Regions from separate parts of the Mus musculus genome. Here regions 1, 2, 4 and 5 are each linked to region 3. A link is a loop called in an ENCODE intact Hi-C map of the cell type or tissue named here. Cell type or tissue: left cerebral cortex. All regions are shown on one strand. Each heading gives the region's core, and the rest is flanking DNA. Links, peaks and the distances in the headings are about the cores only. Region 1 overlaps Dpysl5 (dihydropyrimidinase-like 5). Region 2 overlaps Tmem214 (transmembrane protein 214). Region 3 holds the start of Dpysl5 (dihydropyrimidinase-like 5). Region 4 holds the start of Emilin1 (elastin microfibril interfacer 1). Region 5 overlaps Dpysl5 (dihydropyrimidinase-like 5).

The links. Hi-C counts contacts between places; a loop is a spot of excess contacts. Peaks named below come from ENCODE experiments on the same cell type or tissue, not always from the same donor. Only the 100,000 strongest peaks of a DNase experiment are listed, where the experiment ranks them.
Region 1: it touches region 3 in a loop (7-fold over the local background); 27 of 42 quality-filtered maps call a loop at or near these places.
Region 2: a loop joins it to region 3, with 2.4 times the contacts of the local background. A loop is called at or near these places in 3 of 42 quality-filtered maps.
Region 4: a loop joins it to region 3, with 2.0 times the contacts of the local background. A loop is called at or near these places in 5 of 42 quality-filtered maps.
Region 5: it touches region 3 in a loop (5-fold over the local background); 33 of 42 quality-filtered maps call a loop at or near these places.

Annotation. Positions count from the first base shown.
Region 1 is chr5:30,792,976-30,799,232 of GRCm38, reverse strand. It overlaps Dpysl5 (dihydropyrimidinase-like 5), which reads right to left. Exons shown (of 13, transcript NM_001356948.1): 12 at 5,131-5,299; 13 at 1-2,996. The coding sequence ends at 2,911. Among named protein-coding and RNA genes, the nearest start is that of Gm46907, 19 kb to the left of the region's middle. In left cerebral cortex, for the core only: CTCF peaks have their summits at 2,738 and 2,938 (motif pointing right); DNase peaks (open chromatin) are centred at 1,190, 1,531 and 2,944.
Region 2 is chr5:30,876,648-30,882,904 of GRCm38, reverse strand. It overlaps Tmem214 (transmembrane protein 214), which reads right to left. Exons shown (of 17, transcript NM_144525.4): 17 at 5,436-6,241. The coding sequence ends at 6,115. Among named protein-coding and RNA genes, the nearest start is that of n-TYgta9, 8.3 kb to the left of the region's middle. In left cerebral cortex, for the core only: CTCF peaks have their summits at 1,762 (motif pointing right) and 3,187 (motif pointing left); no DNase peak of the experiment used is centred there.
Region 3 is chr5:30,707,005-30,713,261 of GRCm38, reverse strand. Dpysl5 (dihydropyrimidinase-like 5) reads right to left here and starts at 1,698. Exons shown (of 13, transcript NM_001356948.1): 1 at 1,260-1,698. In left cerebral cortex, for the core only: a CTCF peak has its summit at 3,326 (motif pointing left); DNase peaks (open chromatin) are centred at 1,486, 1,937, 2,607 and 3,333; H3K4me3 peaks cover 1,075 bases; H3K27ac peaks cover 809 bases.
Region 4 is chr5:30,912,780-30,919,036 of GRCm38, reverse strand. Emilin1 (elastin microfibril interfacer 1) reads right to left here and starts at 5,251. Exons shown (of 8, transcript NM_133918.2): 1 at 4,993-5,251; 2 at 3,930-4,055; 3 at 3,300-3,520; 4 at 178-2,103. The coding sequence starts at 5,162. In left cerebral cortex, for the core only: a CTCF peak has its summit at 2,988 (motif pointing right); a DNase peak (open chromatin) is centred at 2,915; H3K27ac peaks cover 1,167 bases.
Region 5 is chr5:30,771,559-30,777,815 of GRCm38, reverse strand. It overlaps Dpysl5 (dihydropyrimidinase-like 5), which reads right to left. Exons shown (of 13, transcript NM_001356948.1): 3 at 338-496. Among named protein-coding and RNA genes, the nearest start is that of Gm46907, 40 kb to the left of the region's middle. In left cerebral cortex, for the core only: a CTCF peak has its summit at 2,539 (motif pointing right); a DNase peak (open chromatin) is centred at 2,600; H3K4me3 peaks cover 324 bases.

The sequences.
Region 1 (6,257 bases), core at 947-4,946, 86 kb before region 3:
TACAGAGTGAGGAAGTCACTTGGGTGCTGGGGTGCTGACAGCTCCTTTCTGACCCCAGGCTGTGCCTGCCACCTCAACAGCTGGTGGGGGTTTGGCTTCCGTGTGGTTCTGTGGTTTTTGGGTCAATATAAGAGATGCCATTGTCACGGCAATGGCTTGACAAGCAACCTACTGTGGACTCCTAGCACTACACATACACACACGCACACACACACTGTAGCACAATTTTCTGGCAAGTTAACCCCACAAACCTAGAAAGCAGCTAAGGCAAGAACAACAGTGTTTATTCAGCAAGTACAAGACCAGTTTGAGAGCTGCATTCGGGGCAACCAGAGACCCCTTTCGCTCCAGCTGGCAGCCACCGGACCTGGGATGGGGTGGTGGGAGCTCTGCATGGGGCAGGGAGTGGACACAGGGGAGTGACGGGTTTGGTTGGCTCTAAGCCTCCCATCTAGAAGCTCCTGGGTGAGCACACAGGCTATGAAAGGGTGGGCTTGGGTCTGTGGAAGGGCGGGGTGGATGAAGTAGAAGGCCCACAGTGGCCCCTTGTACGCGCACTCTCCTACCACTTCAGGTGATGCACTTCTCAGGTGGAGGCGATTAGAGAGGGTAAAGCGCTCCTGGCCCACTCCAGGTGGCCTGCCTAGCTGGCCCTACCACCCCTTGGATCTTTGGCATCTGCCCAAGGCCCATGACCCAGCAAGGGCAGAAATAGACAAAGATGATGTATAGCTAGGTGTGGTAGCTTGTGTGTATAATTCCAGTACTTGGGGAAACGAAGGCAGGATTTCTGTAAGTTCAAGGCCAGGCTACCTAAGCAAGATTTTGTCTCAAGAAGAAGAAAAAGGGGAAAGAGGAGGAGGGGGAGGAGAAAAGAGAAGAGGAGGAGAAGGTAGGAGAAGGAGAGTAGGAGAGAAAGAGAGATAGACACCGTCAGCGTCACTGTTTATGATACCTGTGACCTCTAGGGTCATTACCTACTGTTCCCAGGGCTATCTCAGTCCTCTGGGTTATCTGTCTCTTCAGCTCCTAAGTGAGGACATTGGGTGCAACTAAAACCGCACGCAGGTTCCTAACACTTTTCTAGTCCAGGCTCGAACATGAGTCAGTTCATGACAAAGATAAAATCGGCTTGTGCAAAGCAAAGCAGAACACGCCCCCAGGAAGAAAGCACTCTGTCTGGTTAAACTCCTGGTGGGCCTGACATCAATCCACAACTGTTTCCCACAGCTAGGTTAGACTGCCGAGGCCATGAGAGCAGTCATGGACAGACATTTCTGGTGCCTAAACTCTTGGGGGCCTCAGTTTTTATCTGCAAGATGGGGGACAGTGGTAAGCCCCACCCCATCTCAGAAGCCCCTTGGAGTTTACCTGTCACTCAGTGAGAGCTGAGCTCTTTGATGGACCCAAAGCAGGACAAAAGCGTGCAGGGGTGACTGACAAGCTCTGTGGAGCCTCTGACAGGTTTGTGGAGCTCCAACAAAAGTGAGATCACTTGCCAAAGAGGGGCGGGGATGAGGCTTATCAAAGGCAGACAGCTGAGCCACTCTGCAGACTGTGTAGCCACCTACGAGAACCTCTAAGGAGCTTCTAAAACAGGGCGGGTCCGACCAGTCCTCAAGGAGAGCTTAGTGCCGAGGATTCCATAGCACCTGTGCAGTGGGGGTGGATGCTACAGCTAGGCCTTGTGGGTTGAAGCCCCTTCCCTGGCGGTTGCCTAGGCAACCTCCCCACCCCCCAGTCCCTCTTTCTCAGCCAGTATGAGGCCTCTTACTAGTCACCCAGGAGGAGTAGCTAGGCCTTGCCCAGCAGGGGCAAGTTATAGGAAGCTGTGTTGGGCTATGAGGGTGTGGATGTGGGGTTAGCGCTGGGGTAACCCGGAGCAGAGATGCGGCCTGAAGGTTTCCAGGGTCAGCATCCAGCATTGTTTGAATGTAGGGAAGTAGGAGGGGGTGGCAGGAGGTGTGGGATAGGGGAGGCACGGTACAGGAAGCAAAAGGACCCTGGGTTGGGAGGAAGGGGCCAGGGGTCCAGCCTGCCCCCGCCTCTGCCCTGTACTGTCTGGTTGGTGGTGAGTGCAGCATCTCCTACAAACCAAATCTATTCCAGATTCTATGCTATGCTAGTGACACAAAGCACCGTTATTTTCCACAGGGTGCACAAACAAGTCAAACCAAACCACTGCGCAAACCAAACGTGCAAAACAAAACCATTTACACGCGCCTGGCACCAGCCACATGCCCACCCAGCTACCCTTCCGGGGCCTGGGACTCCCAGAGGGCGTGGGTAGGGAATGAAAGAGGCTAGCAGAAAGCACAGGGTGTCCCAAGCACAGCCACACCCGGGGTGTCCTGACTGTACCCACAAGGGTACAGCTGGGATGAGTCAGGAGAGATGGGACACCTTGGGCATGGCTGTGGAGTTGACACCTGTCTGACTTGGGAAAATGTCACCATGGGGCCTAAGGGATGAAGGGGGAAGGCCCTTACTTATAAAACACATTTGCTAAAGTGCTCTGGACACCTGTGTGGGTGGGCAGCAGGGCAGAGCACTAAAGTCTGGGCCTTCCCAGAGCCAGCACAGGAGGTCATGGTGAGAGGAGGGTTTAGGGCCAGGTGCTATGCATTGGGTGCTGTGCATAGTGTGGGCTTCTGGGGCCCAGAGAAACCCCAGGGCCAAGGAAGGAAGGAGCAGGGCAGGAGGGACAGCTCAAAGTGCCTTGTTAGGGGTGGATCAAAGCCCCGTGAATCACGTTCAGACAAGGGGAGGGCTCCCTGGTTCCTAGAGCCCCCACCGGTGGAGCACTGCCCTGCCCAACCTCTCCCACCCACTGCAGCTCTGGCTGGAACATTTGCAGGCAGGTGGTGGTTTAGCATCCTCACTTGTTGAGGGTGGGGCTGGTCAGAGCCTTTACCAAATACCGCTCGACCTGCCTCCAGGGGGCGCAAGGATCCGAGCTGAGGCCCGCTTTGGAACGTGGTCATCGATCTGAGAACCTGCAGGAAGGAAGCAGGGAGGGTCGGTCAATCAGGCACTGGCTGCCTGGGTTAACAGGATCCTGACACCAGGGGCCCAGTGGCTGAGTTAAACCTTCTGCGAGTGTGTTCTTTCTTCTCTCCCTTAATGTGTATGTGGACCTTAATGTGTCCGCGGAGGCCAGAGAATGCTGTCCGCCTATTTTAAGACCTGGAGCTACGTATGTGCACGAGCCCAAGGAGGTGATGGATTCCTGGAGCTTCTGGATGGCAGGCAGTGAGTGCTGGGAAACTGGGAACTGAGCTCAGTCCTCTGGGTGGGCCGTACATGCTCTTAACTGCTGAGGCCTCTCTCCAGCCCATGCCTGGCTTTTTACACATGGTGTCTTGGGATTGAGCTCAGGTCCTTGGGTTTACAAGGCGAGCGCTTTACTGACTGAGCCATTACCCCAGTCCCGGGTGCCTCTATCCCAGTATCTGGATGAGAAAACCAGGGCTCGAGGACATTATATGATTTCCACGTTTTGCAATGAGAGGGCTTTGAAGAGCCTGAGTTTGAACCCAGGTTTTCTGACTCAGAGTCAATGTTACAGCCTCCTTACTCACTCACATGGACAGCATACTCAGGCTCTCTTGTACCATCACACTAAGGGACTAGCCAGCTATCACGCCGACCTTCAGACACAGTTCTCAGGCAGTAGACCAGAGAATAAAACAGGAAACCAGGAACTGTTTTGGAAAATGAAAGACCCATATAACCAAAGGCCCACACCTTTAAGACTCAGAAGGGAGGGTCTAGTGTCCCATAGATCACAGGGGTCATTCACCAGTGTTCCCCATCGTCAACAGATCAAGACTTGGGGCTAGATGAGAGATGACAGGCAACTTGAGGTCTGCTGTGTCTGAAGGAGCCACTGTCAAGTCATGGCTCTTGGACTGGGGCAGAAGAGGCCACTGGCTAGTCGGGCCCCATAGTCCCAGGGTCCCATCATTTCTTGTGAGGTCAGCTTTTGCAGGCTGTGTGCTCAGGTCCTAGGAATCCACACCATGGACTGGCAAAGCGTTGGTGTGTTTGGACAGTGCTCCTGAAACACCATCCAGCAGTCATGCTCACAGGACTAGCCCTTTGGGAGCAAGTTTTTGGAGGACTCCTCTCCACAGGCCACCAGCTCATTCAGTGGAAATCATAGGTCCCTGCACAAGCTGCTGTCATCGCAAAACTGGGACTCTAGGGACCTCAGTGGGCGGGGCTTCAGAGGTGGGGTCTCTGCCTCTCATCTTGGGATGGTTTGTGTGTGGTCCTCATTCTCTATCCCTTAGGACTCCATGCTCGTGTTCCTCCTGCCTTTCTTCCCCAAGTAGAGACAGGTCTTGTAGGGTAGATTCTTCTGGCTAGTCCTGGGGTCAGGGAAGCTGCGTCACTGCCTTTCAAGTGGTGGTGGTGCTTGAAAACAAAGCATCATGAAGGACTATCGTATTTCACGGTCTCTGCCTGCTCTCCATTGAGAACACCTCACCACTTATGAGGCAATCTTCCCTACCAGGGACACCTGAGGTATGTGAGGTATAATTGCACAGATGGGCATGGTCTAAAGGGACCCAGGCTCAGTGTTGGTGTCACTGGGAGGGCATGATATTAAAAACAGGGCCAGAACATGACAGACAGACCTAAGGCATTCTGTATATAGATAAGCGCCAGGGATATGGAGATAGGGAGATTAACTGGGAGTCAGAGCCAAAAGAAAGAAACATTTTACTTAAAGTTATTGAAATGCTTATCTCCCTTAGAAGACAAAAGGGAAAGTGGAGGGAAGGTGCAGGTGTGAAGGCCAGAGAGCAGAAACGAGGAGTGAGACAAAGATTCCAGTGAGGTGGGGAGTGGGAGGGGACAATGAAAGGAGGGAGGGCTGGCCTTCTGAGCCCTGGACATCTGTGGGGCACCCTGTGTGCAATGTCCTCAAGGTGTTTCAAGGGACAAAAAACATCAACAGGGAGAATTGTGGCCTGTGGCCTGTCCAGCTGCTGGTGAGCAAGCCTGGCTGTCCTGGGCCCTTCAGCCTGTGTGTCTCCAACAGTACACGCTCATAGCAATACAAAGGCCCACTGCCTGGGCCTTTATCCTGCCTGCCGGCTCCCACCACACCCTCAGTCTTACCAGAGAGGCTGAAACTGGATTCATGAAGGTCCCGCATGCCCCCGTGCCGGGTGACTGGCCGTGTGGGCGTGTCTGCCAATGGTGTTCCCATCTCTTTTTTCCCAGGGTGGACAACAATGGCGACATCCCCTAGGTAGGGAGTGCGGTCCACTCCCCTCACTTTTAAGGTCTAGTGAAGAGAAAAGACAGACACATCAGAGCCAAGTGCACACACAGCTGCAGCATCCTCCGCCGACAGCTGCCACTCTGCACAGGACCTGAGACACACGGGTGACAGGCTTCTTGCTTCCATAGTCCAAGCACTGAAGAATGCTATTCTTGCTTGCTTCTACATGAAATGAGCATGTGCATGCATGTGTAAGTGCCCGTGTGCAGGAAGTACCTTGGTCTCTGCCCTTCACATGCGTAGAATCCTTCCTGGGGAATTTGGCAGGGTAACGGTTGGAGACCTTATCCATGGTGAGCATTCTGACACATACAATGGTGTCCTGACAATTGCCAGGATCCCAATGGGCCAGACCTTTTCCTGTGGTCTGACAACCCAGCAAAATCTTACCCTAGATAGGCTTTGTTTGGATATGGGCCACTGCTGGAAGCAGTACTGAAGGGTTAGGAGTTATACTGCACACACCAGATAGCCAAGGTTCCAATCTCTGTCACTTAGAGCTGTCCTGGTCTAGGTCAGTTATGGTGATTCGCTATATTAAAAGTGCTACTGTGAGGGGGAGAAAGTGTGTTGGAGCGTGTGCAGGAGGCTGAGGGAGCAGCAGCAGCAGCTATATGAGCACTGTATCCTTTGAGGGATGGAACCTCAATTACAATGTTACACACTGTCTGCCCACAGTCTTTTTGAGAGAAACAACAGGCACAGGGGATTTCTGAAGGCTCCCTTGGCATTAGCAACACAGGAAAGGAACTGAGCAATCAGCCTGTGTATCAGGAGGACCTCACTGGTCAAAGATACATTCGCCAGGTTCCATATTTGCTTGCGCACTTACATTTTATCTATTGAGACTGTCAGAGAGAGGCCCGAAGTTTGGTTCCTAGTATCCATGTGAGGTGGCTAACAGTTGCCTGTAACTCTAGCTCCAGGGGCATCTGAAACTTCTGGTCTCCATTGGCACCCT
Region 2 (6,257 bases), core at 1,112-5,111, 170 kb before region 3:
GGGCTGTAGCGATAGCTGAGTAGTTAGCACTTACTGCTCTTTCAGAGGCCAGAGACAGACCAGTCCCCAGCTCTCAAGCCTGGAGCTTCAGGAGCCTCAGTGGCCTCTTCTAGCCTCTGAGTACATGCATGGCGCACTAGTGCACACACACGTTCTCACACTCGCGTGCACACACATGCATGCATACACACGCACATGCACACACACTCGTGTACATAACATAGAAAAGAATTTTTAAAAAGCTGATCTGGGAAAATGCTACATATGTGTTAGCTATTGCTATAACCATTGTATATCCACTCCGGGAGGAATCCTTTATTGCTTTTTTCCTATATTATTCGAGAAAGACTGTTTCAGGTTTCCTAACAATGATTGTTTCTCAAAAGCCCCAAGTTCTGCCAGGCAGTGGTGGCACATGCCTTTAATCTCAGCACTTGGGAGAAACCCTGTCACACACCCCCCCCCCAAAAAAAAAAGCCCCTAGTGTTTGGTGAGTTCATGAACTCTAGTCACCGTCCTCCCTCCACTGAGGACACTCAAGGGAAAGGACTCCAGAGGACTCACACTTGGAGAGCACTGCTTGGCCTCCCAGCCATGCCCTGGTGGCTTTATTTGTGTTTAAACCCAGCTGTGCTCAAGTCAATCGCAAGGCAGATGACATCTTAGCATTATAAGAACAATCTTAGAGAACATTCTTGAATTCTTAGAACCCCTAGAGAATTACTGACCACATTTTTCAGTACTGGTACGGCAGAATGGTTATTTTTTCTTTTTTCTTTTTTCTTTTTTGAGACAGGGTCTTTGGGAAAGTGTCACAAGTAGATCAGGCAGAAGATGATCTTGTCAAGCCTCTTGTCTCCACCCCTCAGATGCTGGAGTTAGAAGTGTGGCTCACAGCTGGGTGTGGTGGCACACGCTTTTAATCCCAGCACTCAGGAGGCAGAGGCAGGCGGATTTCTGAGTTCGAGGCCAGCCTGGTCTACAAAGTGAGTTCCAGGACAGCCAGGGCTATACAGAGATACCCTGTCTCAAAAACAAACAAACAAACCAAAAGTGTGGCTCACATTATCATTATTGTTTTAGTTTTCTTTTTTTCAAGGCATTTCTCTCTGTAGCCCTGGCTGTCTTGAAACTCATTCTGTAGATCAGGCTGGCCTTGATCCCATGGATCCACCTGCCTCTACCTCTCAAGGGGTGGGATTAAAGGTCTGTCTTACTACCGCCCAGAGAGGCTCTTCATGGTTTTGGTTTGTCTGTTTTTGTTTTCTGAGACAGGGTTTCTCTGTGTAGCCCTGGCTGTCCTGGAACTCACTCTGTAAACCAGGCTGGCCTCGAATTTAGAAATCTGCCTGCCTCTGCCTCCCGAGTGCTGGGATTAAAGGCGTGCGCCACCACTTCCCAGCGCCCTTCATGTTTAGTAGTGTTGTTTTCCTGCCCATGCAGCCTCACTACTTGTTATATAAAAGCTTCTCTTCGGGAGGCCAGCGGGCCAATGATCCTGCTTTGGCTGTAGGGACTTCACTTACATAGATGGTCTATTAAGGAGCTGTGGAGAGATTTTTTTTTTTTTTTTTTGGTTTTTTTTTGAGACAGGGTTTCTCTGTGTAGCCCTGGCTGTCCTGAAACTCACTTTGTAGACCAGGCTGGCCTTGAACTCATCTGCCTCCCGAGTGCTGGGATTAAAGACGTGCGCCATCACACCCGTCGAATTTCTTTTTTAATGATTTATTTATTTTATATATGTGATGAGCACACTGTAGCTGTCTTCAGACACACCAGAAGAGGGCATCCGATCCCATTACAGATGGTTGTGAGCCACTAAGTGGTTGAACTCAGGACCTCTGGAAGTGGCAGTGCTCTTAACTGCTGAGCCCTCTCTCCAGTCCTGTGGGGAGAAATGTTAACTACCCACTGACTTCAGATACTGTGCACTACCATCACACTGGGGATGGTACTCACCTTGTCCTTTCTGCTGTCCTAATGCGTGCAGATAATGACACTTCCTCCATCTGCTCTTGATGAAGACAGTGGCCTGGCATCTAACCATGTGGAGACCACACACCACTTTCTTCTGTGGCTTCCATGTTAGTGCAGCCACATGAGTATCACATGTGGCTTTCCTGCTGGGATCTCAGGTTTCTAGGCCACTTTCAGCTCCTTACTGAGACAGTCCTTCATGGTAGCATTCGGTCCCTGTGTAATGTTCTATGATGGCAGGACCCACAGCAGTGGGCAGACAGAGCCAAACCACCAAGACACATGGCTATGATCCGGAAAATTTGGAGTATGTGTTTCAATAGGAACGTGGTAAATCTAACATTAATTAAAAGCTCATTAATTAAAATGAGCTTTGTCTTCCTTTCCAATTCCCTTCCCAGGTTGTCAGTTCTGTTGGCTGATGCTAAAAAGGTGAGTTAAGGATTTGAACCCTCCTTGGCTCTCTTTTGGAACAGAAAGCTTTCTCTGTGGTAGAGGAGATTCTAACTTAAAATATGTGCAATTACCAATACCGTGGCAGTGTGGGAAAGGCAAAAATCTGGAGATTATAAGCTCAATGACCTCCAGTGGCTCTGGGGGAAGTATAATGGGAGCCAGGGCACTGTCAGGTTAGTAAAATCTGCCTGGGAGTGGTAGTCACATGCCATTAGACATGGAAGATTTATTGTAATTGTGTGTCTGTACATGAGTGAAGGTGCCTATTGCCACCAAAGGCATCGGGCACTTGAGCTGGAGTTACAGATGGTTGTGACCCGTCCAGTGTGAGTGCTGGGAACTGAACATGGGTGCTCTTGACCTCTGAGCTATCTCCCTTGGGTACACAATAGTCATTTCATGTAAGATACTAACTATGGAAGTGTGTGTCCAAGCTACAGGCCTTGGGTGGTGGCTGAGTGAGGATTAGATCACCACATGTGTGTTCTGCACTGGTAAAAACACCAGTGGTGGTGAAGCATGCAAGCCAGTGTGTGTGTGTGTGTGTGTATGTGTGTTGGTGGTGAGGACATGAATCCGAAACTGCTGTAAAATTGCACTTGATCAGAAAAAATTTTACTCATGTGCTAACACTAATAGTATATAGATTTTTGGGGGGGCGGGGGGGCTTGAGTATAGGGTTACTTGGGCTGGAAAGATGACTCAGCAGATGAGAGCACTGACTGCTTTTCCAGAGGTTGGGCTCTGATGCCCTCTTCTGGTGTGTCTGAAGACAGCCACAGTATACTCACATATATAAAATAAATAAATGAGAGAGAGAGAGAGAGAGAGAGAGAGAGAGAGAGAGAGAGAGAGAGAAGAGAGGGAAGGGAGGGAAGAGGGAAGGAGGTTCTCTATGTAGCTCTACGTAGCCCTGGCTGTCCTGGAACTTACTTTGTAGATGAGGGGGGCCTCACACTCCGAGACCATCTGCCTTTGTCTCCTGAGTGCTGAGATTAGAGGAGTGCACCACCACCACACAGGCTGGCTCTGCACATTAGTTTTTTTAAGGGGCAAAATACACGATACTTAAACCCTTTCAGTAAAAGAGTGGCTAAGTATTCACATATCTCATATCTCTTAGACGGCAATAAAGTGCTCAGAAGCTACCCAACCATATAGACACCCATGTGAAGGACAACTGGGATGTTTTAGAACGGACAAAATGCCCATCACTGTGGAAAGCAAGCCACACTAGGTCGGTGGCGATTTGAGAATGAACTGACAAATGCTGCAGGTATGAGCCCAGCCATATTTTCTGTCCTTTATCTGTCATGCAGCCACACCAGGTTACCCTTACCTAAAAGTCAAGCAGAGGAAAGGTAGAAATTTGACACATAATAGAACAGCACAACTGTTTAACAATGTTCCGTGACTTCCAGGTCCGAGTCAGAACTCGTAATAATGAGACAATCCCCTGCCCTTCAGTTTCCTGGCAGGTTCCCCATTGAGCTGCAGCGGCATGAGGTGTGGCTGAGGTGGTGAGGGTGAGGTCAGGCCCTTTCCCTCCCAGTCAGTTGTCACTGGTGAAGGAGTCAGCACTAGAATACAGTCTGGGCTTCACACTGGTTTCATTTACTAGCTCATCTTGGACTCGGATTTGTCGACAGCTCTGTAAAAACGAACCGTCTGGATGTCTGGCTTTGCTTTAATGGAGAGCAGGTGGTACTCATGTAAACAGGAAAAGTGCTGCACCATTCCCATCTGGGGCAAAACAACTGAACAAGAGCGCTCCTTTCCCCAATAGGCTTAGAGCCAAGTAAAGTTGGTGTTAGTGTCCTCATGATGCACCATGGAGAAGCCAACTGATCTAAGTTGAAAAAAAATGTTGCACTAAGGATTTTTTTTTTTTTTCCGAGACAGGGTTTCTCTGTATAGCCCTGGCTGTCCTGGAACTCACTTTGTAGACCAGGCTGGCCTCGAACTCAGAAATCCGCCTGCCTCTGCCTCCCGAGTGCTGGGATTAAAGGCGTGCGCCACCATACCCAGCGCATTAAGGATTTTAATGCCAGAAAATATGAACCCAAATTAAATCACTGCAGAATAGAAGCTAGCAAAACACATAGCTAAAGTTGCTGGATTTAAAACAACAAAAAAATCAAGCTAGCGTTCTGCCAGCCTTGTCACGTGCTGTGGCTGCTCCAGGCTGGCCTCTCCAATATATGAAGTAGGGTGAACTGTTTGTGGTTGATTGACAAGAACACACAGAACATGTGGGGCACTTGGACAATCCGACTTAGAAGGTCATGTTTGGTCCTTGGATGGACAGAGCTTTTTCTCACTGGGAATGACAACTGCCAGGAAGCCAGCAGGGAGCAGATTCTGTGGCTGTTTCCTTCCTAAAATAAGTAGCAAAAGCCAGAGGCCAGGCTGTATAAATTGGGTCAAGATGGTTCCAAACTTGCTACCTTAATTTCACTTAGGGAAGGGACAGAGGGCATCTCCAGGTGCCACAGGAGAGGGGCTGAGGGAGGAAGTGGCTGCTGCTGAGCCATGGGGAAACTTCTGGGAAACACAGCTGCCTTCGAAGCTGCACTTCTTAGTCACCAAGAGCCCACAAGATGAGAACACCCACAATGAACTGTCTTAAACCAAAATGAGGACTGGTGTTAAGCCCTGGAGTTCTTTGTTTTGTTTTGTTTCCCCAAGTTTTGTCTCTTGGAGTTCTAAACCCACTGCCTCATAAAATGAGCCAATTAATAAATTATGGATTGGAAGCCTGCCCAGCTCTGCTCCTGCCTTCCCCATCACACCAAGGCAAACTTTTAGATAGGAATCATCGACAAGTCAGACAAAATCACCAAAGCCAACTGAATCCGAGGAACCTAGTTCTGAATGGTAAAGGTAGACTTTCCCTGCTAGAAGCTCAATTATTGCTGCAAGACCCCAGGCAGAGGCCCAAGGCTCTGCTGTTTTGTCCCTAAACTATGGGGAGTCCTATATGAAGATTCAGACAGGAAAGCTAGAAATCCAGTCTGTGTCTTTATTCTCCCCAGGAGCCATATGCTGACCCCCTTCAGCAGGCTGACAGAGGGCGCTGCTCTTCAGGTGGGCTGTGCTGTGAACCAAGCTGATAGAGAGGAGCCCCAGCAGCGAGCAGAATGGAGTTGAGAAGCCAAGGCTCTGACAGAGTAGGGGACAAGTGGCCTCCTGGGAAGGCGTGCTTGTTCTGGGTGTTTTGAGGTAACAGGCTGTCCACATGGCCTGCATGTCCACTGACAGTCACCTAGGCTGCTGGTAGAAGTGACACTGCTGCTGCCCACTGTGGTGCTGGCCCTCCTGAAGTGCTTTCCTTTTCTCTGCTGTGATTTAAGTCATGACCAGGGACAAGGAAAGGCAGTTACTTCTCTTCTTTGGAGGTGGACTGTGGCTGCTTGAGTGATGATGGGAGGACCACAGGGAGAAGTGGAGAGGCTCCCAGCCTAGAAGAGGCTTGGATGCTGTGCAACTGGGCCTGAGAGACCTCACAGGCCTGTGGACAGGAGGCTGGGATGCTCCTGTCCAGTCTCCTGAAGATGGAGAAGTGAGGCAGATACCTGGTCTCTTGCCTAGGAGGCAGAAGTCAGGCACCAAGTGAAGAGGGCTGCCTCCTCTACTCCGATAGGTAGCCCACCACAGAACCAGTGGCCAGGCAGGCAGGGTCTATTGCTGGGATATCATGGTGAGTGCCCAGTCCAAGAAAGCCACTGTGACATCCTGCAGGCAGAGCCAGGTCCATTGGGCAGCTCTGCTCAACTGTGTCTTAATGCAGTCCCAGGTCACGTCCCCTCTAGGAGAAAAGCAGA
Region 3 (6,257 bases), core at 924-4,923:
GCTAGGCAAAGCCTTTCAGCTCCGTGCGAACAGGGCGTGCCGGGGGGCGCTGCGGATTATCATAAAATCCTAAACGAGTCCCCTTTGGTGGTTCCAAGCTCAGAAACAAAGCTCCTAGACGAGCCAGCCCAGCCTTGTCGGGGACCCGCCACCCGAGCTCTCTGGCCCAGTCCAAGGACCACGCCCAGCCAGACCAAGCCCAAACAGCGACTGGCCTAAAGCTGGAGTCTTCAGGCGAAGACTCTTCCCTCCTCAGCTGCCTGCCCTACCCCGATGGAGAGCCCCCCACCCCCTTCATGAGGAAGACCCATCCCCTGTACAGCCTCAGTCGCCTTCCCATGCCTGTCTACTCTCCCCAAACCCGGGAGGTCTCCACCCTCCCTTCATCTCCCCGCCCCTCTTCATTCTTCAGAGCAGCCTCGCCTCGCGCCACCTGCGCGAAGCTTCAGACCCGCCTCCCACCCAATTGTCAGCCCTTCCCAAACCACAGCCTCCTCCTCCAGATTCGATCACCTGTCCCCACCCATCTCCCCCTTTCTGCTCAAATCCAGGCCTCCACGCCCGTTTGTTCCAGCCATCTCCCCAGGCCCGGGGCATCGATATCCCTCACCCACCAAGATAGATGCTGCGTGGCAGACTAGGCGACATGGCTCCAGCGGAGGGACCTAGCGCCGCGCCGCCAGGGGCTGGGCAGATGCAAGAGGCCTTTGTGGTTTCGGCAGGTGCCTCTAGGGCCTCTGCTCTGCTCAGGGAACAGAGGATACAAACGATGGGGTTAGGACCACGTTAGGCAGATATCAGACCAGAGGCGCAGTTGGTGGGAACTAGGGACCGCGGCGATCCAGGGACGTACAAGAGGACAGGTCCGGCCACCACAGAAACACTCCCCTACACCCCACCTTTTAGCCATTTACTGCACGTCGACCAGCTACGGCTGCGCGACTACTGGGTGCTAGGCGTGAATCCCTTCAACTTAGCTGCCTCCTTATTCTAGCTATTTGTAAATCTTTCCAGCACACATTAATGCCTTAGGCGTCGCAAGTCACCAAGCCGAGTTCTGTGGGACTACAAAGACCCAGACTTGCGCCCCACCTTAGTCCGGATCTGCCTGAATCCTCAACATCTCTTTCATCGGCTGGAGGAGCCTAGGCGCAACCCAATTCCCTCCCTTTTGTGAGCCTCAGGGAGAAACTGAAAGAGGGGTGGATGTTGCAGCCCGGAAAGATCAAGCCCACCACCCTCCCCTTGCCATCACCCACTGCTCCAGGATGATGCGATTGTGCGGGTCCGTCGGTCGGTCTCTGGGTCTCGCCGCGGCGCGGTAGCTGCGGTTGCACGGGGCGGGAGCGGCTGCTAGCGCGCTCTCTCGGTGGCTGCCTTGCGCGCCTGGAGCGGAGTCCCGAGTGGCGAGCGGGGGTGGGGACGAGGGTGGGGGCGGGGAGCCGCCTGGGCCAATCACGGATCCGAGGGCTCCGCCCCAAGTGCTCGCCACCTCGAGCTAGCAGGTTAGGCGGAGGCGGGACCAGTAGCGCCCCGCGTCCTCCGCGTTGCCGCCGCCTTTGGGACTACAAATCCCGACAGTCCCTTTTGCAGGCCCCGGGTCCGAGAAGGGACAGAGGGCATGGCCCCAGGACCTCGACAACCCCCAGCCATCTAAGCGCCATTCTCAGCGTTCCTTTCTGGTCCCATGGTAACTAGCGACACTTCACAAAGCCCAGGCGCTGGGGCGGTATGGCTCGAGTCCCCTGGGAGGGTATAGGGCGTCTCCGGAGGACACATCGCCTCCCCTCCTCCTGCAAGACCCCACCCGAGGGGCTGAAACAATGCGGTGGCGGGGTCTCTCCGAGGCTGCGGGTTCCCAGTTGCGCCATCGGATTAGCGTCCTACCGAGTCTGAGACTGATGGGATTGCAGACTGTAGAGGGCGAGGTGGTCAGTACAGGAACACTGTTCTCATAGACCAAGGGAACGGCCACTCTGGGCGCCTCACTTCGCACCTTCTTTCTCTTGAGGTATTGAAGCCACCGTCTTTTCCAGAGCAGCGCTTGGACGTCGATGTCCAGCGCCCAGGTCCTATCCTATTTTTGACATCTCCTTTAAAAGAAAGTGTGTGTGTGTGTGTGTGTGTGTGTGTGTGTGTGTGTGTTTTAAACTCATTTCACATCAGCACCACCATCTTTATTTCCGGGTTGCTGTTGTTTTGACGGTTTTATTAGGTAGCCCCCTGCTAGCCTAGAATTTGAATTGAACCTCCTGCCTCTGCCTTCCGAATAGTGGGATTACAGATGTTCACCGCCACACCTTGTCCAGTTTCACCATTTTAGTACACAGTTGACTTAACCACAAACGATCCTGTAAATGGAGCGAGACAGTTCTTTTTCCTTAACTAATTTATGGCTCAGGCCTTTCCCTGAGCTCCGTGTTAGTCTGTCATTATTGTGACAGCTTAAATATAGCTTCAGAACTTGAATCTCTTCACTTGATGTCACCCCAATGGTGTTGCAAACCCGTGTGGAAATGCAGCATTAATACTGCCCCCGCCCCTGGATTCCTGGGGATCTACAACTGCTGTTGAAGAAGTTGGTTCTTTCCAGGGCTTCCCTCAGTTCCGGGGGTGGAGACGGGGGTGTGAGTCCCTTGGCTGCTTTCCTGAAGTGCTTTTCTCTAAGGCTATTTTCAAAGAAAATCGTACTTTATAACTTCGGGTGGAGGGAGCAGGATCCTCTGAATTTTAACAAAATGTACAGCCTGCACGTTAAGCTCCAGTCCTCCAAATGTGGGTCCCACTGGGTCATGTGCTCTGTGATCCACTCCTGGATGCGTTTAGGGCCACACAGGCGTGCCCCTAGGGGGTGCGGGGTTACTACATTTGGTCTCCAATTCTTTTTTTTTTTTTTTTTTTTTTTTTTTTTTTTTTTTTTTTTTGGCTTTTCGAGACAGGGTTTCTCTGTGTAGCTCTGGAACTCACTCTGTAGTCCAGGCTGGCCTCGAACTCAGAAATCCGCCTGCCTCTGCCTCCTAAGGGCTGAGATTAAAGGCGTGTGCCACCACCGCTTGGCTGGTCTCCAATTCCACTCTAAGAGTGGATTTTTTTTTTTTTTTTTTCTGGTAGTAAGCTTGTGCAAAGAACCTCCAGACAAGCTTAGATGGCCATCCTCAAAACACTCCTAATACCAGTGAAGGGTGTGTGTGTGTGTAAATTGCTCCAGTTGAAGGCCCTGTCTAGTCTCCCCAAACTGTCCAGGGAAATTTTTGCAAAATGCATTGCGCCCCTCTGGAACACCCAGCTAGCTCCGAGCAACGAGGGCCTCTGATGAACTTTTGCCTAAGGTGGAGGGAGCCCTCTAGTGGCCAGAATCGTTTTCTGCAGTTTTCAGTTGCGTTCCTAATCTCCAGCCTACCTACCCCCGCCCCCTCTCCCCCCCCACACCCCACCCCCGACTGCTTGCTAGTTAGCATTCAACACTGATAAAGATCCTACCCAAGCCTGAGGTTTCACGTACCCTCAGTACTTGATTTTTAGAGTTTAAAAAGAAATTTAGAACTTAGAGTCCCCTATATGTGGATTGGAATCCTTGTTCCTGACACATGACAGCTTCTTGACTTTGGCAAAGCCCATCCTGAGTCTTTGCTTCTTCACACCCCTCCCACAATCACCATGCATTTCAGGAGGAAATCCGTATAAAACTCACAGCCCACTGCCGAGCGTACACAGTGCACACTCACAAGTGTAACTATTATTAATTTCTTCCAAGTTGTAGAACAATGGGAGGGATGTAACAAACATACGGACACTGTAAGAATAGCCACAAAAGTCTGTTTGGTGTGGCTTTCTATTCAGCTCATTTGTAAGGTCAGATAAAAGTAGAGGAAACCAGAAGAAACGGGTTCTGAAACCATCGCCGTGGGATGGAGGAGCTAGATCTGAGTTTCACCTGGGTGGCTGTTGACCTGATTGGTCCTTAAGTCCAGGATGAAGGAGTACAAGCTGTGGACGGGGGAACCTAGAGATGTCTGGGAGGTGGTCGAGAACTTCCCCAAAGCTTGGAAGTCAAGACCATTCATGAATGAAGGTGGTGGAAAGAGGAGATTAGGCAGTTTGGGGCCCGACCCCAGAGATCCCAAAGGCTACTGGGATGGGTGTAGCAAGTCCTCATACACTAGGTTTGAAATACCCTTAACAAATGAGAATAAGAAACCCATCTGAGGCTTTCTAAAACTCCGGCTATAAGCAGGGTCAGATAGTCTACAACACACCACTCGATCCTTACAGATTCACCCAGCAGGTAACTACTCATTTCTTACCAATTCATCTTATTCTGGGGTACTCATAAGTCACCCTCACTCTTAGGAGCAGAAGCAGAATTCTAAAGGCCGTCTGCTTGACACAAAACCAACCTCTCCTGCTTCTGCTTCCCCTCCTGTCCCAGGAGATCCCCTCCAGAGCAAATTGTAAATGACTCCTGGACAGCTTATTGACATTCCACTGGCCCCAGACCATCTCTCCCCTTCCAACAGTTTCTCCTCTGTTTCCTTCTGGGAAAGGGATTCTCCAGGACGCCTAGAGGCTCTGTGTTAAGTAAGAGACCTCTTCCTCTGAGGGGGGCATGGTGGGATACAGCTTTAATCCGAGCACTTGGGAAGCAGAGGGAGGAGGATCTTCATGAGTTCAAGGCCAGCCTGGTCTGTAGCTGCAGGACAGCCAGCAGTGCACAGTGCCCACCTTCAGAGAAGGCCTTCTCTTTTCATCTATTTAGTTATTAAAATAACTGTGAGCAGAGAGTCAAACCTGTGTATCTAGGTCAGTGTCACAGAGCCGGAGTCAAAACAGGGACAAGAAAGCAGAAAAATGGATACTGGGAGAGGAAGAATGCACACAGAAAACAGGAGAGAAATCTAAGGCTCTGCAGAGATGGGGTTTCAGGAGAGTCAAGGGCTGAGTTAGCTCTTGTCTAGAATGTGTGAGGTCCTGCATTCAGTTGTCATTATAAACAAGCACAAGCAAACAAAGAGTCAATCAGTTACAAAAACAGGGGTCAATCAGTTACAAAAACAGGGGCAGTGGGAAATGAGACCCAGGCCACCCAGCCTGACACAAAAGACACAGGAGAGGGGATCCAGAGGGGGCTGGAGGTGGGAGCTTAGATGAAAACAGCAAACTCAGTTCTAGTGTGTCAACATGGTCTGAAATGCTGAGGAACACTCCAGAAATCCCCCCTAGACTATGACACAATTTTCTTTATTATATTTGTTTTTAATTCCAATTTTGAAATAAAGCCTTCTTTTCCAATCAGACCGTTCGAAACCCACATCCTGGAAGAACCACAGCTGCCAAGAATCTAGCTGCTCTAGCCCCGTCTTTGAAATCCACTACAAACTTGCATTTATTTCACACACAGAGATTCTTAAAGTCAGAAGGAACCTAGCAATTGCGGAGCCTCACAATGCCAGCATTATCCAGACGAGGATAATGAAGCTTTGTTTAACAATCTTTTCTCCATCAACACAATCCACTTGGGTATAGCACGAATAATAATGAGGGGAGAAAGCAACTCTGACAAGCACCTCAGAGAACACGGGCTAAGAGGTATTTCATCATCTTTTTGTCCTGCACCTGTCACACCCCACAGCATGCTGGCTCACTAACCCCTGAGGAGCTGAGAATATTGCAAAGAAACCCACCCTCTGGTCCTATTTGTAAATTTTTATTGTATTTTTAAGTGTTAATGAATATATTACTTTCTGACTAGTTTAATGATTAATCTTCACTGTCAATTTGAATGCACTCAGAGCCATTGGAAACACATTAGGGGAGTCCATGAGAGAGTGTCCAGAAAGGTTTAGCTGAGGAGGGAAGACCTGTCTTGAGTGTGTGTAGTGCTATTTCATGAGCCAGGAAAAGGAGGAAAAACTTTTTAGGAGCATTTCGCTCTTTCCTAACTTGGATGCAGTATAGATGAAGTATGAACACAGTAGACCCAGTGTGGATGCAGTGTGGACACAGTGTGGATGCAGTGTGGACGCAGTGTGGGCGCAGTGTGGATGCAGTGTGGATGCAGTGTGGGCACAGTGTGGATGCAGTGTGGGCGCAGTGTGGATGCAGTGTGGGCACAGTGTGGGTGCAGTGTGGATGCAGTGTGAACACAGTGTGGATGCAGTGTGGACACAGTGTGGACACAGTGTGGGCACAGTGTGGATGCAGTGTGGATGCAGTGTGACTAGTTGTCTCACACTCTTGCGGCAGCAGGAGCTGTTCTT
Region 4 (6,257 bases), core at 726-4,725, 210 kb before region 3:
GCTACACCACAACAGCTTCTCTGCAGACATACGTCAACCTCCCTGATGAGCAGTAGGGGCTAGGACTGAGGCAGAACAAAGAGGAGGCGAGAACACCAGGCCTCCTCACTGGCTGCGAGGCAGGGAGCAAGAAGGGGCCTCCCTCCCTGCACACCCCACCACGCCTTCTGTCCTCACCAGTGAAGTCCTTTAGGCTAAGTTGCTGCAGACGGTCTTCCAGGAGCAGCAGGGAATTGTTGAGGGCACCAAGCCGCCTGCCCAGGCCTGCCTGGCCCCCCAGCAGCTTCTCCAGCAGGGCGGCCTGTGTCAGGCTGGTGCTGTTGCTTTCCCGTACTGCAGCCCAGAGCCCAGCCACGTGTCTGGAGAGGCCTTCACGTAGGCCTTGTAGTCCCCCTGCCACGGTGTCCAGTCGTTCGCAGACTCCCTCAAGGCGGCCTAATCGCCCCTCTAAGCTAGGGCATTGGCCAGCCTGTGCCTGGCCCTCCTCCAGGCCTCGGAAGCGCTCCTCGCTCTCTGTGACGTGCTCCGTGGCCTCCTGCTGTAGTCTGTTGATTTCAGAGATGATGCTGTCCTTGGTGGCCCCCAGGTCAGCCAGATCGGCACCCTGACCCTCCACAGTGGTCTGGAGCTCGTGGAGTGAGTCGTTCAGGGAGCTGAAGGTGAGAATAACCTCAGAGAGTTCTCCTTGAAGGGCCTGGAGGGCTGAGCCTGAACTGCCCCCAAACACACTGAAACCATCCAGAGGCCCACGGCTTGGTCCCCCAACCCCTGGGCCAGCTCCAGGGCCCCGTGGAGGTAACAATGGGCAGGAGCAACGTTCCACACCATCCCGAAGGCGGCCCAGCTCCTCCTGGACACCACCACAGGCGCCACAACCCTCATCCCCACGGGCTTGCAGCAGACCCTCCAGCTGGCTTAGCTGGGCTGCGGTAAGATTGAGGCGCAGTAAGATTTCTGCTGCAGTCTCCTCCTGTGCATCCATGCGCTCCCGAAGCCGGCTCAGGAGCCCTTGCAGTCCCTCCAACACGGCCTGCTGAGCCTCCCCTGCTGCCTCTGCTTCATGCAAGCCAGAGCCCACTAGCTGTAACCGGCCCTCGCTGTCCAGCACCCTGCGTTCCAAGGCACTGAGGATCTCATTGACCCGAGAATCCTGTTCCCCGGGTGCCCCAGAGCAAATCTGCCCACAAGTCCGAACAGCCCCTGCCACCTGCTCTTCCAGCAGATCCATGCGGCCACCCAGCTCCCTGCTCACATTGGCTAGTAGTCCCTCCAGCTTTTCTAGCCGTCCTGGAGCAGCAGGCAACCAGTGGCCCAGCCTCCCTGGTCCTCCAGGCCAGTTCTTCTCTTGCTCCTCTGAGGGACCTAGGGTAGAGTTGAAGCGGTCCTCCAGGCGAGAAAGGCGGGAGGCCAAGCTGGTGTAGCCTGGAGGGTGGCCCCCCTGCCCAGCTGCTCCTCCAAGCTCAGAACCTCTGCGTCCACTTAGCACTGTCAGTGAGCCAGTCACTACATCTAGCCTCCGCTCCAGCTCAGACACTCGTCGACCCAGCTCTGGGGGGCAGCATTCCTGAGGGGGTCTCCTGGCCATGGCAGGTCCCACAAGCTGTTGCTGCCGCTCCTCCATAGAGGACATTAGCTTCTCCAGGGTTCGCAGCCGCTCCCTATCCTCTTGCTGCTGCTGGCGGAAGCCATCCAGCCCCGTCAGGCACACTGAGCAAGACTCTTGCAGCTGCCGTTCCAGCTGCCTTAACAGTTCTTCACTGGGGCCAGAAGGAACTGGGACAGGGCCTGAGGCCCTGCCACCTCCACCAGGGCCTCCATTATGATGGTTGTTAAGGTGGCCCAGCTCCTGGTCATGAGTGGAGACACGGTTGTCCAGGAGCTGCAGCTGCTGCTGGATCTCACTGAGGGTTTCATGCACGCCCGGGCGGGCAGCTGCATCTGCTGGCTGCTGCCTTCCATTAAAGACTGTGTCCACAGCTCGCTGTACATCTTCTGCTAGGCGCCCATTCATCCCCTGCAGGACACCCCGAAGGCCTTGCAGCTCTTTGGTCAGACTCTTCACCTGCCGCTCTAGCTGCTGCACCTTCTCTGACTCAACAGGACCTGAAGAGAGAGAAAGGCGGATGACTGAGCAGCTGGATCTCAGAGCTCAGATTCTATGGCCCAGTCTCTGCCTACTCCAACTCCAGCAAGAGTCAAGGGTCAGAAGGCTCTCCTTTGGATGATTTGGGCAAAAGGGAGTGGAGGGAAGGAAGGAAGGAAGGAAGGAAGGAAGGAAGGAAGGAAGGAAGGAAGGAAATACCATTCACTGAATGTCCTTGGGCCAGATTTGGACCACAGCTCTTAAAACTTTTCTATTGGGCAGATACTTTTGCCATTTGATGGCACAGGAAACGGGGAACCAGAGAAATTAGGCAAGTAGTTCCAGAGAATGCGTTTAACAAGTGGCCATGTCAAATTTCAAACTTAGATCACCCGGCCACCCAACTTGTCCCCAGGACCTCTTGACTTCTTGGAAACCATTTCCTTATCTGGAAAATTCGATTGACACTATGTGTCCTGCCTTTTAGGGCTGTCAAACAGTTTAAAATGGAAATGTGGGAAAGTACTTCACATGCCACTGTTGCAATGACTGGGCCCTTCCCTAAACCACCAGAGGGACAAACAAGAGGCTCTTGCAGCAAGCCTGCTGGGGTGCTGGCTGGCCAGCCAGTTTACCAGAAGTTCCTGTTTCCATAATTATAGTTCAGTTATCTCTTTGGCAGGAAAGGACCACGCATCCGGTGTGCCTAGCCTAACTCATACACATAGGAGGAAAGAACACAACAGAGGCGATTGCATTCTGGGACCTGCAGTCTCCAGGGGCCTGGGAGGGGGTTGGGACCTGTAGTCCGGTGCAATGCATGCTAGGATTTGTAGTCTTAACTATCTTCCCTGCAGACAGAGATTCTCAAAGGAATTCCCCACGCTTCTCCCACAGCTGTTCCCGACTACGAAGGACCTTGGCCACTAGAGGGAGTATGTGAACAAATTGTCTCTATGCCTTCTTGTCTTATCCAGATCTTAAGTTTTCAGGTCTTTCAATCAGTCTCCCCCAAGCTCTGCCCTGCCCCCCACCCGGCCCCCAGACACACTCAAATCACACAAGCATGCAAACATTCGAAGTTTCAGGGACGTCATTACCTCTGTTATAACCACCTTCCCCCCAAGTTTAGAGCATAGAGGTTTCCCTCCCTCCACAGCTGGGCCCCACATTTTCCACCCAGGATTCCCCCATGCCTAGCAACATGCAGGCTCACCTTCTCCTCCCAGTCCACTGAGATGGCTGCCGGCACTGGAGCCAGACAGGTTGGGGCGCACAGGCCTGGGCCGGGGAAGTGGTGTGGAGGGTGCTGGGCCCAGAACGGAAGCAGGGCCCTCTCCACAGTCATCGCCCCCATAACCCTGACAGCACCTCCACTCCATGTCTGTCACTGTCTTGTAAGCCACCCGATAGCGAGGGCGAAGAAAGCTCCGGTACCTGGCCAGAGGAAAGGAAGGTTTTGTATTCTCTCAGTGCAGCTGGTTGTCTTGTGCTTCAGGCTGGGTCTACCTCTCTAGCCAGTGTGTGGTCCTGCTCAGTTAACAGCTATCTGCTTTTTAGTTAAGGGCTAAATCCTGGTTTTTTCTTTCCCTGTGCTGGAACCCTAAGCTAATCTCTTTAAGACTGACCTGTGTCAGCAGAAGTCCCAAAGGTTGGGGACAAGGGGAGAATGCCTGTGGCAGCTCACCAGCCAAGCTAGGACCCGGCTGTCTTCTCAAAATGGTTCTGACTGAAATCCTGTCCTTCCCCCTGCTCCCTCCTTTGCACAGACCCCCTAGATGGCCACCAGCTGTCTGCCCTTGCCCGGATCCCAGTAAGCACCCAATCCCCTAAGTTGGGGCCTCACATGATACTTCGGGAACAGTGGGGCTGGCCCCAGCCACAGGGTTGATAGTCTGGCTTGACAATGGTCTCCACTCCATCCTCAAGGACGCAGCTCACTGTCCGAGTCACCACGTAGGCACACCAGTTCCTGTAGGCACAACCCTACCTGGGCCAAAGGACCAAAGACACAAGCCCCAGTGGGCCCGGAGGTTGAAGGAGGGTCAAAAGATGAAGGGGGCCTTAAGGACCCATTGAAAGTTAGGGTTTTTGCAGGGGCAGCACCCACTCCCCTCTCCTACACAGACACACACACACACACAGACACACACAGACAAACACACACTTTGTGTCACTATGGCAGATAAAGACTTTTCAAGACAGGAAAAACATAATGATAAAAACACACACAGAGAAGTCAGCCCTTCTGACTGTGGGGCCCCAGGGTACCCTAGAATTCACAGTCCCTGTGTACTTCTTTGGGCCTATCTCAAGCCCCAGCTGAGTAAGCTGGGTTCCTGTACATGACCCCCTGCTCATGGTGCCTCCACCCAGCCTTCAAAGAGGAGAGCGGGGCAGGCCAGTGTCCAAATGTCCGACCTATGCTTAAGTAGAGAATAAGCCACTGATGGGCTCTGTCCCCTTGGGGCTTGCGGTGCTGCACTCTTGACCCCATTCACACTGGCTTCTAGTCTGTGAGCTGCTGTAGAGCCAGAGGGAACAGAGCAGGAGGAGTGTCAGAATTATACATTAGTGGATGGGGCCAAGGAAGCCCTAGAGGAGGAGAAAGGTCTGCCTGATCCAGAGCTGGCTGGTACACAGCTGGCAGCTGGCAGGAAGGATAGTCCATACCCCTTGGTGTAGTGTCCCTGGGCACCCAACTACAGACCTCCTTAGGGAAGAGGCGAGAGTTGATCCCCCTTAGGCTACCGAAGCCCTGGAAAAAGTTCCACCGGAAGGTGCATATGGGTAGGCCATTGATGGATGGGTGTTCACGCTGTCCTCTTCATTGTGTTAAGCCTGTTGCCCACCTTCTAAAGGCTTTCCCAACCACAGCCTTCAGCCCTGGATGGAATACAGACTCTTACCTGTGGCGGCTGGCAGGCCGTGGTGAGTTCTGGGCCTGGGGTCCCCCAGGACTCAGGGCCCCAGTGCCTCCTGTGTAGAGGCTGTAACCTCGAGGAGGGTAGCTGGCAGCTTCCGTGGCTATGGTCAGCAGACAGCAGAGATAGCAGCTCCAGAGGGCTCTGGGGGCCATGGTGAAATGTTCCTTGCTGCCCTTAGAGGCACATCTTGGTCTGACCAATAATGCCTATACCGCACTTCCAGGGGATGCCGCTGCTTCAGGGGACAGTACTCCGCCGAGCCAGTTCTGTCCCTAGCTTCCTGCCTGCAGCCCCCAGCTGCACGCCTCCTCCTTGGCTGCTGGGCCTGACCCCTTCTCCCCCTCCTCTTTCCTCCTCAGGCTCCTGTCTGTCCCTCCCTCAGTTCCTTCCGCTCTCCTCTTCTGTACTTCTGAGGGGAGTCTGTTCTCTGGGCCCCTGGCCTCCTGTGCCTGGTCCCTGCCCCTTTCAGAGACTGTTTCCTGAGCCTCCACCCCCTGGCTCCAGCTGGCCCTCTTCTGGTCTCCCTGTTCTGTTCCCTGATGACTGGATCCTAAGGATGACAGAGCTTTGCTCCTGTGGCTGTTGAGAGGCACAAGAGTGACCATGGGCGGGCCAGTCTCCTCTCTCCCTCCCTCCCTTCTCTCTCCTCCCTTCCCCCTGTCTGGCTGGCGGTCCAGCCTCCCCCTTCCTCCCCCACCTCTCCAACCATCGTGCGCCACATCTGCTTCTTGTTAACTCCGGGAAAGAGGGGGGGGGGGGGAAAGGAAAAACAGAGAAATGTGGAGTTGCCGCCGGGCTTGAGGCCAGCCTCTCAGACAGGCCACATGGAGCTGGGGCCAAATCTGAATAGGAGGCCCAGTGCTGGTGGCTAGAACCAGGAACCAGCCAGAGACCCAGAAGCCCTGGGTTGGTCAGAGCAGGACTCTTGGGAGGAGAGAGTGAGTCCTGGGGAGGAGGAAGGCAGGCCTGTACAGAGGATAGCGCATGGGGGAGGGGGCACTCATAGGACCATTGGGTCCTACTGCCTCCTTTTAGAGGCCTACAGTGGGAAAGTAATTACTTTGTCCAAGGTGACACATCAAGTCAATGAATGGCTGGGATGAGACTCTAAATGACTGTAGTGACTCAAGAGACCCGGAGAGGGAAAGAGAAGCATCATCTGTGGAGACAGATAGGAAATCCACCAGTGTGGGAGAAGAGGAAGGACTCAGACAAAGAGGCTTTTCTTAAACAATGGAGGACACAAG
Region 5 (6,257 bases), core at 838-4,837, 65 kb before region 3:
CAGCGGTACTACCCACTAGATGTTCCTGGTACCTCATCGGGATATCCTGAACACCGCAGTGCTCCTGAGTCTGGCCCATGGCCTTGGACTCTGTTGCAATTGATGCTCACTGTGAACACTGAGAAATGGGCTCTTAGGTGGGATAGGTCTGCCCATCATCTTCAGGGACTCCTAAATGTTTTGTTTGGGACATAGGGAAGCTGGAATGGTGATGGGTGAGGGTTCCTGCATACAAAACAGCTTCAGGCCCCAGCCAGCTCAGTCACACACTTGTTTGGACACCAGCCCTCTGGTGCCTTCTTGTGTGTGTGTGGAGGGGTCCCATCAGCACTGTTACCTTGGGTGCCCACCAGGTGATCCCCACATGGAGGGCATAGTCACAGCAGACCTTGGGGTCAGCTAGAGCCCTGCACTTCTCATAGGCTTCCACGAGGGAGGTCTCCTTGTCTGGCAGGACGTGACCGATGATCATGGTGGTGCCTCCAACGAGGGCCGCCTGAAGGAAGAGGGAGGGAAGGTGGTCTTGTCACAGCCCTGCCTGCACTTAAGTCACCATCACGATGATGCACGGTGTTCAGGTGCACCCAGAACAACCATGGATGATCAAACCCAGTAAGGTCTGCTCAGGGGAGGGTCAGAGCTGTGACAGGGGAGGGTCAGAGCTGTGACAGGGGAGGGTCAGAGCTGTGACATGATCTTCTTTAGAACCCTGGGTTCAACAAATAAACCTGATTCTTCCTCATGTGGGGTTCTAACTTGGGTCTTTGGAAAAAGCACTTAGCATATTGGGGAGCCCAAGCCTGGCTGTTACCTTCCCAGTAAGATCTCCCTCTAAGTGATTTTTGGCTAACTCCAGTATATAGACAACAAAATCAAAGGCCCAAGGGTTTGTTTGTATATACCTGTTACAGTGGGAAGCCCAATCAAGTGTTCACATGGAAAATATGGTGAGCTAGCTACAGACATGCAGTAAAGCACTACGTGCTTTAATAGGGGATTTTAAAGATATTGTTCTCTCACCTATTTTTGTTTGTGTATTTACCCAGACAGGGTTTCTCTGTGTAGCCCTGGCAGTCCTGGAACTCACTCTGTAGACCAAGCTAGTCTCAAACTCACAGAGATCCGCCTGCCTCTGCCTGATGAGGGCTGGGGTTAAAGGCGTGCACCACCACTGACCAGCTTTTCTGTCACTTCTTATGAAGCAGTTTTACTTAACTTGGGAATAATAATAAATGGGTTGGGTCAGGCAGTGGTGGCACATGCCTTTAATCCCAGCACTCAGGAGGCAGAGGCAGACGGATTTCTGAGTTTGAGGCCATCCTGGTCTACAGAGTGAGTTCCAGGACAGCCAGGGCTCCACAGAGAAACCCTGTCTCAAACAAACAAACAAACAAACAAACAACAGAACATAATAATAATAATAATAATAATAAGAAGAAGAAGAAGAAGAAGAAGAAGAAGAAGTCAAAATTCACAAAGTAAAGTACTGTTTTGGTGTGAGAGTTGTCCAAAAAAATTCACCAGCTTCTTCCATATCAGCCCCTTTGTCCTCATGTCCCCTACCTGAGTTCATGAGCATAATTTGTCTTGTCTGGGATAGAGCACTTTCAGATGCATGACTGAATTCACAGGCTCCACAAGATATTACTTTAACAAGGTTTTTCTCCCCATCTTGTGTATATTTGTGCATGTGTATGTGTGTTTGCATGTATGTAAAGTCTGTGTGTGTGTGTGTGTGTGTGTGTGTGTGTGTGCATGCACAGGGATGTGCATGTGGAGGAGCTCAAGGTGGATATTGGGAATTATTCTCAATTGCTCTTCCATCTTAACACTAAGCAAGGTGTCTCGATCAAACCGAGAGCCCACTGATATAGCCAGTCTGCATAGCCTCCTTGCTCTGGGGTCTTCTGACTCTGTCTCTCCAGGCTGGGTTCTGGGAGTCAAATAAATTCAATTTATTTGAATAGGTAACTTTTGTGATCGTCCAAAGTGACATTTCCCAAAGGTCAGGTCAATGTGCTGTTCCCAAATAAAACCCGGTTGTTAGGATTAAAATAACCGAGAGAGGGGTCTTCACATGTGGGATAGCTTCACATGTGTTGGAAGAGAGAGCCAAGTATCACTAAGGAATGGTAAAGTATCCTTCTGATTAATTATCCTGATTCGGGGTTGGAGAGATGGCTCAGAGATTAAGAGCACTGACTACTCTTCCAGAGGTCCTGAGTTCGATTCCCAGCACCCACATGGTGGCTCATAACCATCTGTAATGGGATCTGATTCCCTTGTCTTGTGTGTCTGAAGACTGCTACAATGTACCCATATAAATAAAATAAATATCCTGATTCATTCTGCTTTCCACTGGAGGAAAAAAGCCCGATGAAGCTGTCTTCTCCATAAAGTCAAATTCCCTGATCACAAACCAGAGACACTCCTGGAGACTAAGGCCGAGAAAATGAGTCAAGCAGCCAAACTACAATTAAGAAGGAAAAAAAATCTCAGAGCCGGGATGGCCTGACTTCTTGTATTGCTTAAATGCAGCCAACAGAGGGCGGTAGCTCCGTGTAATACATGCAGGCGTGGGGGTGGGGCTGGAGCTGGGGCTGCGCAGATTGTAGTTTACTAGCTGGCTTCTGTTCCCGGTTCCGCTGGAGCCTGCGCGGCTGATTCATCCTTACAGCAGGTGGATGTACTCTGTTTTGCCCTGTCCCCGTGCACATGGGGGAGTCTGATTTACTAGCAGTGCATAGCCTACACTGTTTAGTTCTTTGGCTCTCAGTTGCTGTTCTTTGTGCCTCTCAGCACAGCGGCAGCTGTCGGTAGAAAAGAGGGGACCCGTGGAGACGCTAATGATAAAGGACCTGGGACTGTTCTTAACGCCCAGTACCCCAAGGCAAGGATAGAAAAGGCAATTCATTTAACAAATCTCCAAATACTCGACAGTACAGATCGGGCTAATAAATCGTCATCTTCCTCTGAAACTGAGCTACAGTGCAGAGAAACTGGTTTCCCCTGGAGCCCGCCCTACCCCACAACTTCCACCCTGGATGCATGCTGGGCACACAGATCCAAACTCTGCCCACTGCTACAAAATGCCACCCTTGGACCTAGTGTGTGCACATTTGTGTTTGGATCACTAAGAAGAGAGGTCCAGCCTTGTGTGGATCCTGGAAGGACTCTTGGCTTTTAGGCAGGGAATTCCAGAGACCAACAGTGGTCTGGGTATAGGTTAGGGGACTCGAGGCTGACACAGCTTCTGAGCCTGGTGGGGAATCAGTATAGGCTATCAGAAGCACCAAGCAGCATCCTCTGGAGCCTAGCCATAGGAACTGAAGAGTTCTGGAAAGCATGCTGAGCAGCGGTCTTGAATTTCCCATCTTACTGGCTGTTACCCAGGAGCAGCCACGAGCCCCCTCTGCAGCTACACATGCAGCCACACACATGTGCATCTGTACCTGTAGGGCCACAGCTGTGGAGCTCAGAAGAGCACATATTACTATTACTACCACTGCGACTCTGGGCCTCCAAACCGGAGTTCATAGGCTCAGCAGATCCTCCTCCCACCAGCTGCCGGCTCTGTGAACACGAGGACACCACAGATGTGACAGATCTTTTTATTGTCACCCCACAGGAAAGCCTTGCACAGGTCAGCAGCAGAGCAATGCACTGTCCTGTCCCTGATGCTTTAAGGAGGACGTGTTTAAGGAGGGGTGGCTGTGGGCCTGCCACACGTCACGACTACTTAGACACCACCTTTTACTTAGGTGAGCTGAAGGCAGTAGCACACAGCACAGTGCTCTCGGAGGCTGTTTTAGAGCTTCTATGGCTGGGATGAAACACATGAGCAAAGGTGGCTGGAGGAGGAAAGGGTTCCACATCAGTCCCTCCTCAAACAAAGGAAGTAGGGGCAGGAATCCCACGCAGGCCACTCTGGCTCTTCATGGCTTGCTCAACCTGCTTCTAGTACACCCCCAAGACTACCTGCCCGGAGGAAGCACCACCCACAGTGGCATGGGCCCCCCACATCCACCAGTAATCAAGAAAATGCCCCACAGGCTTGCCCACTGGCCAGTCTGGCAGGACATTTCCCAAATGAGTCTAGCTTATGTCAAGTAAAAAAGACACTAGCCAGCACAGGGGCTAAGTCGAAGGTAACAGGGCATCGCTGCCGTGACTGAAGAACAGATTCAGTGTTCATAAGACACTTGGAGCTATGTTAAATCACACACAAGCAACACAGGAGGAAGAATGCCAAGTACGTCATTGACGGCTGTTTTGAAGTGACTGCTCCCGAGTTGTTTTCTTCTTATTTTCTAAAATTTATTACATTAATTAATTAGTATACTAATTTTACAACATACGCTGAAAGCAATGTCATTTTTATACTATGCACTACACAAATAAGCCTGGAAAAAGCTAAAACTAAATTTAGTTAGCTACATTTCCATGTGTAAAAGATGTTACAGTTATAGATTTCAGATGCAGAGTAAAGGCACAGAAGATTTAAAAAAAAAAAAAAAAGTTCATGGGACCTGCCGCACACACTTATCAGATATTGTTAATTTTTACTTTTTTGGTTCAGATATTTTAAACTTTTTGTTTTTATTAAAATACTGTTTTGTGTGGCTGGAGAGATGTCTCAGTGGTTAAGAGCACTGACTGCTCTTCCAGAGGTCCTGGGTTCAATTCCCAGCATTCACTGACAGCTCACAACTGTCTAGTAATTCCAAGATCCAACACCCTCACCCAGACATACATGCAGGCAAAACATCAATGCACATAACATAGCTGTCTGAGAGGCTGAATCTGGGGGCTCATATGTTAAACCCTTGCTTTACCCCTGAGATACACCCCCAGATGAGGTTTCTTTCTTTGCATATTTAGGTATGTATATGTATGTCTGCATGTTCAGACATGTGCGTTTTCACGTGTGTGCCTTCCTGTTCATCTGTATGTATTCTCATGTGTTTTTCTGCATGTTCTGATTTATATTTGCATATATGTGGCTGCATGTGGAAGCCACAGGCTCACATCAGTTAAGTCTCTTCCTTAATTGCTCCCCACGTTATTTCCTGAGACAGTCTCTAGCTGAGCTGGGGGCTCACTGATGTGACTAGTCAACCTAGCCAGCTTGCCCCAGGGTTTCTTGTCACTGCATTTCTCAAATGCTGAGATTGTGGGAGAGCTGACACACCCATCTGGCTTTCCTGTGGTGTGGGGGAGCTGAGCTCCAGGCCTCGCACTGGCAAGTGACTTGGTTGCTGAGTGTCTCTCCGGCCTGAGGTACTTTCTAAATGAAATATTAACTCTGGCATGCCCCATGTTACTCCCTCCCTTTCCTGCTCTGAGGCTGACATACTTCTCTGTTTATCTAGTGAATTTTAAAACGGTACACGACACTATCAAGCTGTCCGTTGTCTTTGGCTACAATAACTGCTTCACCTCACGCCTGAACATCCTCATGCATGTATGAACAGAGCCCACACTCAGTGCACACTGGCAGGAAGAGGAAGTGCAGCTACATGGAGCCTGCTCACGCAGACCTCCAACAACAACCCCAGGCCTGACCAGGGAAGAGCTGAACCCACCAAGACCTCATTGAACTTGGTGGCTGACCAAAATTATCCATCTAGCAATCCAAACCTTGTCTTCTTTTACACACACACACACACACACACACACACACACACACACACACACACACACTTGCGCATGCAGAAGCTCTTGTAGAAGCATGCTTCCCCCCCAAACCCCCAAACACGACCTGGATTTCACTTCTCTATCAATTAACGTAGACACGAAAACCACGTATCTACCAGCAGTCACAATACATCACTGTGCACATCTGGCTGGGCATGAAACATTAATTTTACTACTTCCATAAGGCTACTGATATTTTGTTTTTGACATGTATGACATACTGTTGGGCCTATCTGGATTTTATGTGATGCCCAGGAATGAAACCCTTATTAAAAACACCAGTCATGGGGCTGGAGAGATGGCTCAGCGGGTAAGAGCGCTGACTGCTCTTCCAGAGGTCCTGAGTTCAAATCCCAGCAACCACATGTTGGCTCACAACCATCTGCAATGAGATCTGATGCCCTCTTCTGGTGTGTTTGAAGACAGCTACAGTGTACTCATATACATAAAATAAATAAATAAATCTAAAAACAAAAAAAAAGACCAATCATACTTAGTGATAATCCACTTGACAACACAGTTTCCAGGCATGGTCTCAGCCAAGAGCAGGAACTACCCTA